Linked DNA regions of Homo sapiens: all the other regions are linked to region 3. Evidence: chromatin contacts called from ENCODE Hi-C or POLR2A ChIA-PET data. All regions are on one chromosome and are shown on one strand. The core of a region is the stretch at or near the end of the contact, and the rest is flanking DNA. Distances in the headings are between cores, read along the strand shown.

What was found. Hi-C counts contacts between places; a loop is a spot of excess contacts on that map. ChIA-PET counts read pairs that join two places held with the same protein, here RNA polymerase II (POLR2A). Pooled maps may share reads with other maps.
Region 1: a loop to region 3 is called in a pooled map, with 2.1 times the contacts of the local background. The contact joins two enhancer-like sites. A Hi-C loop is called at or near these places in 1 of 50 pooled maps. POLR2A ChIA-PET finds 5 or more read pairs at or near these places in 4 of 52 experiments (Caco-2, activated CD4-positive, alpha-beta T cell, activated naive CD4-positive, alpha-beta T cell and 1 more).
Region 2: a pooled map shows a loop between it and region 3 (2.5-fold over the local background). The contact joins two enhancer-like sites. A Hi-C loop is called at or near these places in 1 of 50 pooled maps. POLR2A ChIA-PET finds 5 or more read pairs at or near these places in 2 of 52 experiments (MCF 10A and WTC11).

The regions. Positions count from the first base shown.
Region 1 is chr22:36,433,630-36,437,141 of GRCh38, reverse strand. No RefSeq gene overlaps it. Among named protein-coding and RNA genes, the nearest start is that of TXN2, 46 kb to the left of the region's middle. RefSeq lists enhancers at 711-1,346, 1,368-1,497. Within about 2 kb of position 1,346, at least 16 of the 41 ENCODE cell types and tissues checked have a DNase peak (open chromatin) inside an H3K27ac peak, as active enhancers do.
Region 2 is chr22:36,122,120-36,125,605 of GRCh38, reverse strand. No RefSeq gene overlaps it. Among named protein-coding and RNA genes, the nearest start is that of APOL3, 37 kb to the left of the region's middle. RefSeq lists a silencer at 1,301-1,370 and an enhancer at 1,311-1,605. Within about 2 kb of position 1,490, at least 31 of the 41 ENCODE cell types and tissues checked have a DNase peak (open chromatin) inside an H3K27ac peak, as active enhancers do.
Region 3 is chr22:36,276,263-36,279,380 of GRCh38, reverse strand. No RefSeq gene overlaps it. Among named protein-coding and RNA genes, the nearest start is that of MIR6819, 9.1 kb to the left of the region's middle. Within about 2 kb of position 1,525, at least 6 of the 41 ENCODE cell types and tissues checked have a DNase peak (open chromatin) inside an H3K27ac peak, as active enhancers do.

The sequences.
Region 1 (3,512 bases), core at 97-2,596, 160 kb before region 3:
ATCACTTGAACTCGGGAGATGGAGGTTGCAGTGAGCCGAGATTGCGCCACTGTACTCCAGCCTGGGCAACAGAGCGAGACTCTGTCTCAAAAAAAAAAAAAAAAAAAAAAGATCAGACCTATTCTCCTGAGCTGGACACTGAGAGGCAGACGGGTAAATCATTTTATTGTTTGCTGAGGTCCCCCAACCAGGAAGTGGTAGTGCTGGAATTTTAACCCAGATATATTTGACGCCAAGGCTCAAACTCTTTCCACTGGGATTATTAACCCTTATCAGTACATCTGTGCCATGTTTTCAGGTAAGAAAACTGAGTAGTGTGATAAGCCGTCTGCCTGTGACACTTTATTTTTTGTTTGTTTGAGACGGAGTTTCGCTCTTGTTGCCCAGGCTGGAGTGCAATGACATGATCTTGGTTCACCGCAACCTCTGCCTCCCAGGTTCAAGCAATTCTCCTGCCTCAGCCTCCCAAGTAGCTGGGATTACAGGCATGTGCCACCACGCCCTGCTAATTTTGTATCTGTAGAGATGGGGTTTCTCCTTGTTGGTCAGGCTGGTCTCAAACTCCCAACCTCAGGTGATCTGCCCACCTCGGCCTCCCAGAGTGCTGGGATTACAGGCGTGAGCCACCATGCCCGGCCTCCACTTTAGTTTTACAAGGGCCCAAAGCAGGAACAAACCTCCAGTCCTGTGGCCTACAGGATGACAGCCTAAGCCCTCCTATCCCCCACTTGACCTTCAATGCCCATAGGGAACCTGCCCCAGCCCATTTCTCATCTGCTGTTCTGGTCATCTTCCCAAAAGACCAACCCTTTCCTTGCCTCCATATTTCTACACTTTGACACTTTGGGTCAAGTGGAAAAAGTCTGGTGGAAGAACTAGTTCTAAATATCAGCTTAGTCACTTACTTGCTGTGTGACTATGGGCAAGCCACTTGACCTCTCTGAGTCTCACTTTGCTCAGCTGGAAAATGAGAAAAGATATGCCTAAGTCTTAGCACTTGTCTGATGATTAATATGCATAAGCTGAAGGAATGAAGGGGGGGTATTTATTGTGCCCCTGCCGCGTGCCAGACCCGGTGAGAGACACTGGCGACGCTGTGGTGAACCCGGCAGTCACAGTGGCTGCTTTTCTGGGGACTGTTCTTGAAGTGGAGGGTGTGATCTATTGCAGCAGGAGGTTGAGTAACTGAGCCTTTGTAACTGTGAGCAGGATTCCTCCTGAGCTGAAGATGAGTGCCTTAAGCCAGGTGTGAGGGTGGGGAAATACCCTAATTTGACAGACGAGGAAAGGAAACTTCCCGCACTCCGCTTTAAGTGGTGGGGCCAGGATTCAAACCCAGGGGCTGCTTTGATGGGCCACCCTGGTTTCCTCTTGCATCCGCACTGCTGAGCAGAGAGCCCGGCACCTAGCGGGATATCAAAGACACAGAGGCCGCCAGCAGTGAAAGCTGTGTTGAAAAGAAGCTAGAGGAAGCTGGTGAAAACCAGAGGTTAGGAGGTGGGGACAGGGAAGGCCGTGAAGGGAGGGGCCTTTTATTGACCAGCCAGCCCTCGGCCAGGTCCCTGCCTCAGACGTGCATGTTGGCAGGAAGAACCTGGCTGGGCATCTCTGTGACTGTGGTTGAATGAAGGAGCACCTGAGCCTTCCTTTTTTTCTTTTTTCTTTTTTTTTCTGAGATGGAATTGTGCTCTTGTTGCCCAGGCTGGAGTGCAATGGCGCGATCCCGGCTCACTGCAACCTCCCCCTCCCACGTTCAAGCAGTTCTCCTGCCTCAGCCTCCTGAGTAGCTGGGATTACAGGCATGTGCCACCACGCCCGGCTAATTTTGTATTTTTAGTAGAAACAGGGTTTCTCCATGTTGGTCAGCCTGGTGTTGAACTCCCAACCTTAGGTGATCCGCCTGCCTCGGCCTCCTAAAGTGCTGGGATTACAGGCGTGAGCCACTACGCCTGGCGCACCTGAGTCTTTCTAGTCCAGGCTGAGCTCTGGGCCGTTCAGCGCTTCTCAAACCCACAGCAGTGCCTCATTGCAAGAGGAGCTGGTGGGATACAGGAGAAAGTGGGGAGGGAAAAGGCGGGTCAAGGAACTGAACTAGAGGCTCACTCGACAGTTCTCCAGGTCTTTGTTGTTTACTGAAGGAACCTTATGAACGTGGCCTTCGCACTCCCTGCTCTGTCTGTGTTTGTTTTAATATAACCGATTCCCTCCCCTCTTGCCAACAAAGGGTTGGAGTAAAACTGACTGCATAGAGCCTGCCTAACTGTGCACTGTCCCTCGCTGTGGACTCTGCACCCCTAGCGCAGGAGGGTCCCAGGGCTCCAGGGGCGAGGCCCCACAGGCACCCCCTTCCCTCCACACAGCCGGTCTTTCCCTCCTCCATTCTCAGACCTCACCCTCCCCACATGTCATAAAGGTCCTGTGCCCTGACCTCACTGAGTCACCTGTTTCTCTGTATCTCTATGTTTCTGTGGCTGCTTCTACCCCTAGACAGTGGCCTCCAACACTTAATTATGGTGGGCAGGGCCACGGTCTGCCTCCCTCGGTGTCCTCAGCACAGCAGGCCTAGCCTGGGTAGGTGGACCCTGGGAAAAGAAATGAGTGAATGAGGCCGGGCGCGGTGGCTCACGCCCGTAATCCCAGCACTTTGGGAGGTCGAGGAGGGCAGATCGCTTGAGGCCAGGAGTTTGAAACCAGCCTGGCCAACATGGTGAAATCCCGTCTCTGCTAAAAATACAAAAACTAGCCAGGCGTGGTGGCTCACGTTTGTAACGCCAGCTGCTCGGGAGGCTGAGGCAGGAGAATCGCTTGAACCCGGTAGGCGGAGGTTGCAGTGAGCCGAGATCGCGCCACTGCACTCCAGCCTGGGCAATAGAGCGAGACTCCATTTCAAAAGAAAGAAAGGAAAGAAAAGAATGAAAGAAAGAAAGAAAGAGAAAAAGAAAGAAAGAAGAAAGAAAGAAAGAAAGAAAGAAAGAAAAAAGAAAGAACGAAAGAAAGAAAAGAGAAAAAGAAAGAAAGAAGAAAGAAAGAAAGAAAGAAAGAAAGAAAGGAAGGAAGGAAGGAAGGAAGGAAGGAAGGAAGGAAGGAAGGAAGAAAGAAATGAGTGAATGAACAAATGGAAGGGCAGTAGGCCCTCTGGGGCTGCGGTGAGCCAGATAATGACCCAAAGATGTCCATGTCCTGATCCCGCAAACCTGCAAATGTGTTAACCTACATGGCAAAAGGGACTTTGCAGATGTGACGGAGTTAGGAATCTGGAGATGGGAAGAAATTCCACCTACGGCCAGCGGCTTCAGTCCCTGCCTGAGCCCCAGCCCGCCCCTCCCGCTGGCCTGCCTGCACCTGTCAGCCTTTCCCAGCCAGCCCCACAATCACATGTGCCAATTCCTTGCAATCTATCTGTCCATCTTTATCTCTGCCTCTATATTTCCTCCAGGTTCTGTTTCTCTGGTTAAGCCCTGACTGATACAGGAGCCCAGGAGATTGGCCTCCTGGGTCTGTATTTGGGAGAC
Region 2 (3,486 bases), core at 241-2,740, 150 kb after region 3:
GGCATGTACCACCAAGACTCACTAATTGTTGTATGTTTGTAGAGACGGGGTTTCACCATGTTGCCCAGGCTGGTCTCAAACTCCAGAGCTCAGGTAATCCGCCTTCCTCGGCCTCCCAAAGTGCTGGAATTACAGGCATGAGCCACCGTGCTCTGCCTAATTGTATTTTATTATACTAAATGCAGTTTCTTTTGCCTTCTGTATCTTTTCAAACCCTGGGTGGTATTCCCCCAGCAAGAGTGAATTCTAGTTTACCTACTACCTATGCCTGTATGCTTACACTTTCACTGAATTTCTTTAAATTTTTAAATAATATTAGGAAGAAAATGGGGCTGATGAGCAGCTCTTGGGGCACTAGAGGCCTTCTGGGTAGCTGTCATGCCTTGAACGTTTCTTGAGCGTGCCTTCTCCAGCCTCCAGTGAGCACGAGGTCTGCATTGGCAAACAGATGTCCACTGTCCTGGGGACAAGAAAGGTGTGAGTCCTCCATGGCAAACAGAGAAGGAAGGAGATGTCTCCTTTCCTGAATCAGCTTATTGGGATAAACAGGAAACCCACAGAGGCTTTCTCACCAAGGCCAGCGTGTTTAATAGGCCTGCATCTCACCTCTGAGGATCACAAAGTGTGTGAGCAGCGTCCCAGCAAGGAGACACCGATGCTCATGAGGATTCTGAAACCTCTGTTCGCTGTTAGGAAATGCTCTTGACCCATGAGTGTTCCTCTTTCAAGATCCTCCAGCATTGCCAACCCGTCCAGCAAGAAGGGGAGAGATCTCATAGCACGGGGGCTTGACTAAATTTGAGGAGTCGAGGAAGTGACGTTTCAGCTAAGACTTTTTTTTTCCTTTGAGACAGGATCTCGCTCTGTTGCCCAGGCTGGAGTGCAGTGGCTCAATCCTGGCTCACAGCAACCTCTGCCTCCCGGGTACAAGCGATTCTCCTACCTCAACCTCCCCAGTAGCTGGGAGTACAGGTGCCCGCCACCACGCCCAGCTAATTTTTGTATTTTTAGTAGAGACAAAGTTCCACCATGTTGGCCAGACTGGTCTCAAACTCCTGACCTCAAGTGATGCTCCCGCCTCGGCCTCCCTAAGTGCTGGGATTACAGGCGTAAGCCATTGCGCCCTGCCTCCGCTAAGTCTTCAAGATCGGCCAAGGGATGATGAAGAAGGTTGGGGAGAAGAGCGGGGATGAGGGGAGCCCAGCTGCAGGCCGCATATTCAAAGACTTGTGGCTGGGAGGGAGGTCCGGAGAAGAACTGAGTTCTAGAATCTGAAAGACGGCTAGCATGGGTCAGAATGGAAACTAACCAGACCACAGTGTCAGCCACTCAAGCTCCCCTAGCCAAGCCTCGTGCTGAATTTTGAGGGCTGCAGTAGAAAAGCGGGCGCACTGCGAGCCCTGCGTGTTGCCAACAGCCTCGGCAGAGCCAGGAGGTGGCGCTGTCGGCACACGCATCGTGCTGTCGGCGCTGCGCAGCCGCAGCCCGGGACCTTGGAGGACAGGCGGTCGGAGCCGCTGCTGGTGACGTCAGCAGTTTTACAGAGGCACAAAGCCGGAGCAGGAAGAGTAAATGTCTGCACCAGGAAGGAGCCAGGGAGGCCAAGTTGAGAGCACTTCAGAAGAAGTGAATAGGTTCAGGAATCCAGCAGCGCCGGAGGGGTGGAGCCAGGGAAATACTACTCTGTGACAGTTTTGCTCATGAAGTGGAGTGCCAGGAAAACACAGCGTCTGGCCGGGCGCGGTGGCTTATTCCTGTAATCCCAGCACTTTGGGAGGCCTGGGCGGGCGGATCGCTTGAGGTCAGGACCAGCGTGGCCAACATGATGAAACCCCGTCTGTACTAAAAATACAGAAATTAGCCGGGCGTGGTGGTGCGCGCCTGTAATCTCAACTACTCGGGAGGCTGAAGCAGGAGAATCGCTTGAACCCGGGAGGCAAGTCAGCCGAGATTTTGCCGAGGCGCAATCAGCCCAGATCATGCCACTGCACTCCAGCCTGGGTGACAGAGCAAGACTCCGTCTCAAAAAAACAAACAGAAAAAAAACACAGCGTCCAGGCAGCTCCACCTTCCATGTTGAAAGCCTGTGACTGCCACATTCTAGCGGGACTGGCTTGTTTGCCTGCAGAACGGAATGGCCCCGGGGTCTGTCTGGGTCTGGGTCCAGATGAGAAAGGCGCCCAGCCTTCCTCTGGCCCCAGCCCTGCACATTGACCAAGGATGGATGGCCCTCCATACCAGGCACCCCGGCTCCTCCTCATTCCCCTCTGGCTTCTCCCTTCCTCCTACCGCCATGCTGATCCTCCATCCTTCTGGCTCTGGGCAGTGGTTTTCAAAAGCACTGTGGTGGTAGTCACTGGGGCTGTTGGCCACATTTGTCTGGCTTTTCCCCTTTCCAGATGCACAGTGGGATTATTCTTCCTGGTCTCCTTATGGTTGGGTGGGAATATGTAACCAGTTCTGGACAAAAGAGTTTTGAATGGAAATAATATGTGTCATTTCTAAGCCACAGCAATGAATGCTGATATAAGACCCTTTTCCTCTACTGTGGCAACCAGCAATCTTCCAGAAAGTGGTTGCTCCATGATACTGAGTCCAGGAGGGAAGACAACCGGAGCAGAGAGGCACCTGCCCCATGATGGACATGTAGCGTGAGCAAGAAGTAGCCTTTGCTGTTGTGAACCACTGAGATCGGGGGCTTGCTTTTTGGTGGTTTTTGTTTGTTTGTTTGGTTTGTTTTTTTGTTTTGTTTAGTTTTGTTTTGTTTTTTGAGACAGAGTTTCGCTCTAGTAGCCCAGGCTGGAGTGCAATGGCGCGATCTTGGCTCACTGCAAGCTCCACCTCCCAGGTTCAAGCGATTCTCCTGCCTCAGCCTCCCAACTAGCTAGGACTACAGGCATGCACCACCATGCCCGGCTAATTTTGAATTTTTAATAGAGACAGGGGTTCACCACGTTGGTCAGGCTGGTCTCAAACTCCTGACCTCAGGTGATCCGCCCGCCTCGGCCTCCCAAAGTGCTGGGATTACAGGCGTGAGCCACCGTGCCCAGCCTAGGGGCTTGTTTTTTACTGCAGCATAACCTAGACTATCCTGGCTGATATAAGCAAAGCTGCTGGAAATCAGGAAGCTGTTTGTAGAACACTATGAAAGGTACACAGCTTTAAATCCTTAGATGAACTAGAATTGTTATTAACAATGAGTATCACTTATTGACCAGGCGTGGTGGCTCACAACTGTAATCTCAGCACTTTGGGAGGCTGAGGCAGGCGGATCACCTGAGGTCAGGAGTTCAAGACCAGCCTGGCCAACATGGTGAAACCCTGTCTTTACTAAAAATATAAAAATTAGCCAGGTGTGGTGGCACACGCCTGTTATCCCAGCTACTCGGGAGGCCCAGGCAGGAGAATCATTTGAACCCAGGAGGTAGAGGTTGCAGTAAGTCGAAATCACGCCTCTGCACTCTAGCCTGGGTGACAGAGTAAGAC
Region 3 (3,118 bases), core at 276-2,775:
TAAGGTTCATCCTTGTTACAGCATGGGTCAGAATTTCCTTCCTCTTTTAAGGCGGAATAATATTCCCTGTGGGTACACGTACCATTTTGCTTATCCGTTCATCTGTCAATGGACACCTGGGTTGCCTCCACCATTTGGCTATGGTGAACGATGCTGCTATGAGCATGACTGTACAAATATCTGGTCAGGTCCCTGTTTTCATGCTGTTGGGTATATTCCCAGAAGTGGAATTGAGGGATCCTATGGTAATTCTATGTTTAAGTTTTCAAAGAACCGTCATATAGTTTTCCACAGCAGCTAAGTGCTATTATTTTATTTATTTATTTATTTAGAGACAGAGTCTCGCTCTGTCACCCAGGCTGGAGTGCAGTGGTGCGCTCTCAGCTCACTGCAACCTCTGCCGCCCGGGTTGAAATGATTCTCCTGCCTCAGCCTCCCAAGTAGCTGGGACTACAGGTGCCTGCCACCACACCCGGCTAATTTCTGTATTTTTAGTAGAGACAGGGTTTCACCATGTTGGCCAGGCTGGTCTCGAACTCCTGACCTCAGGTCCTCAGGTGATCCTCCCACCTCGGCCTCCCAAAGAGCTGGGATTACAGGCGTGAGCCACCACGCCCAGCTAAGTTGCTATCATTTTTAAGGTCATGCTTTGGCACCGCAATGACTCCAGACAAGAGTCTCCTTTGTCTCTTGGCTGCTGGAGGGAAGGGGATAGAGGTTGGCGCATGTCCCTTGGTGCATGTTCCAGAGATCCTGTTGCTGTGGGTGCTCACAGCACCCTCCCTACCCTCCACTCCTCATTTCTCCTGTTTGGGATCCACTGAGCTAGATGCTTCTCCCTCTCCCTGGGCTAAAGCTTATTTGCAGCACCCTCAGTACCTACTAGCAGAGAGGCATTCAAGCTGAAATCCTGCATCTATATCAATTACTCGATTACCTATTTCAAATCTGAATCCAAAAACTACTCTGTTAACTCTGTGTATGAGTCCAGTTCTCTTAAATGTTATATGTGCATCAAAATGAAACACACATTTGTCTAGACTTCAGCAGGAAAATATGAGCTTGATTGTGTTTGTCATTTTTATACCTACTTCTGAACCTTCCTGAAGCTGACACCTGTTACTCAGGGCCCAATTTTTCCATATGAGGAAAGACAAAAAGGATTGTCCATGAGACACTGCTAGTGGCCGGGCTGTGAGTGGCCGGGACCAGTGGCTGCTCCCTCAGCCTCCTATGGGGTCCCCAGGGGCTGTGGGCATGAAACACAATTCCCTTCCCCTGCACTTTGCAGTCCTAGGCTTGTTTGTCTCCGCTAGCCACTGATGCCTTCAGAAGCCCCCATTGTCAAATGCCCAGCTTGAAGCTCGCCACCTCCTTCCAGGGTGCCTTGAAAAAGAGCAGAACAGGGCGCTGGGGTCCCTGTCATGGTGCACACAGACAATGACATCGGGCATGACCTGGCCAAGCACACCTCTCCATTGGCGGGGCAGGGCGGGGTGGGGGTGGTGGCTGTGAGGAGGGCTGTCCACACTTCCAGCTTCCACTAGGTGGTGCTGGCGATGTCACCGCACATCTTCCAAAGCAATTTCAGGGTTCATTTCCCCCTTCGAGTTGGGTTTGCCTTCTCAGTGGCCGAAATTGCATATGGACCCAAGATTTTGGCCCAAGCCCCCTCCTCTGGAGCTGCAGACATCCTGGGTGAATTTTCCTGCGGTGTTGATGGTGAAACTGAGCCCTATTCTTAGTCACTAGATCCTCGGAATCTCCAAATGGATGGTCTCTGCTCACGTCCCACGTCCCTGAAGTTAAGAGACACCTGATTCTCACCTGGATTTGAGTCTGCAGTCCCCATTCTGGTTGCTCCACTATGAGATTACGTTCAGGGAGTCTGTCGTCAACCTAAAATAACAACAGAAAGGGAGTCTCTGAAGATAACAAGTTTATTCTGGAATGAGCAGAAGGATTTGTAAATCTGGGAATACATGATGTGCCAGGACACCCCATGGTGGGACCACAGGCCGACTCAGGGAGACAAAGGAAAGCAGAGGTGGTGTTTTTTTTTTTTTTTTTTTTTTTTTTGCCCCAAGACGGAGTCTCGCTTTGTAGCCAGGCTGGAGTGCAGTGGCGCGATCTCGGCTCACTGCAACTTCCGCCTCCCGGGTTCCAGCAATTCTCCTGCCTCAGCCTCCCAAGTAGCTGGAAATACAGGCATGTGCCACCATGCCCGGCTAATTTTGTACTTTTAGTAGAGATGGGGTTTCTCCATGTTGGGCAGGCTGGTCTCGAACTCCTGACCTCAGGTGATCCATCCGCCTTAGCCTCCCAAAGTGCTGGGATTACAGGCGTGAGCCACCACGCCCGGCTGAAAGCAGAGGTTTTTAAAGCCAAAATGGGGAGAATTATGTAAGTTATTTTAAATAATGATCCCTAGGTACAAGAATTAATAACAAGGGTCACCTTAGCTCAAGGTTAAACAGACAGTTGTTGGGCAGATGTCCTCATAGAGGTGGCCTTTGTGCAGGGCTGTGATTCATTCTGCATGGTTGTGGTTTGGTGGGATCTCTTACAATAGTTCCTGTTATCCAGGAAACTGTGTGTGAGGCCCCCACTTCTTTTCTTTTTTTTTCTTTGAGACAAAGTCTCACTCTGTCTCCAGGCTGGGGTGCAGTGGTGTAATCATGGCTCACGGCAACCTCTGCCTCCCGGGTTCAAGCAATTCTCCTGCCTCAGCCTCCCGAGTAGCTGGGACTACAGGCACCCACCACGATGCCCAGCTAATTTTTGTATTTTTAGTAGAGACGGGGTTTCACCATATTGGCCAGGCCGGTCTCGAACTCCTGACCTTGTGCTCTATCCGCCTTGGCCTCCCAAAGTGCTGGGATTACAGGTGCTGGGATTACAGGCCTCCCAGAGGTGGGATCCATATCATTTAAAGGGACTACATGCTTCCCTTCCCAGCACTTCCATATCAGAGGCAGGCTTATTTCTCACTGGCACATGTTCACATTGCTCCATAACCTTCAAGGAAGGTGACACCAGAACCTAACTTGCTATTGAGGTTAGCAGTTACTAACTACTATAAACTGAATTCTGTCCTCTTAAATTAAAAAAATAAAGT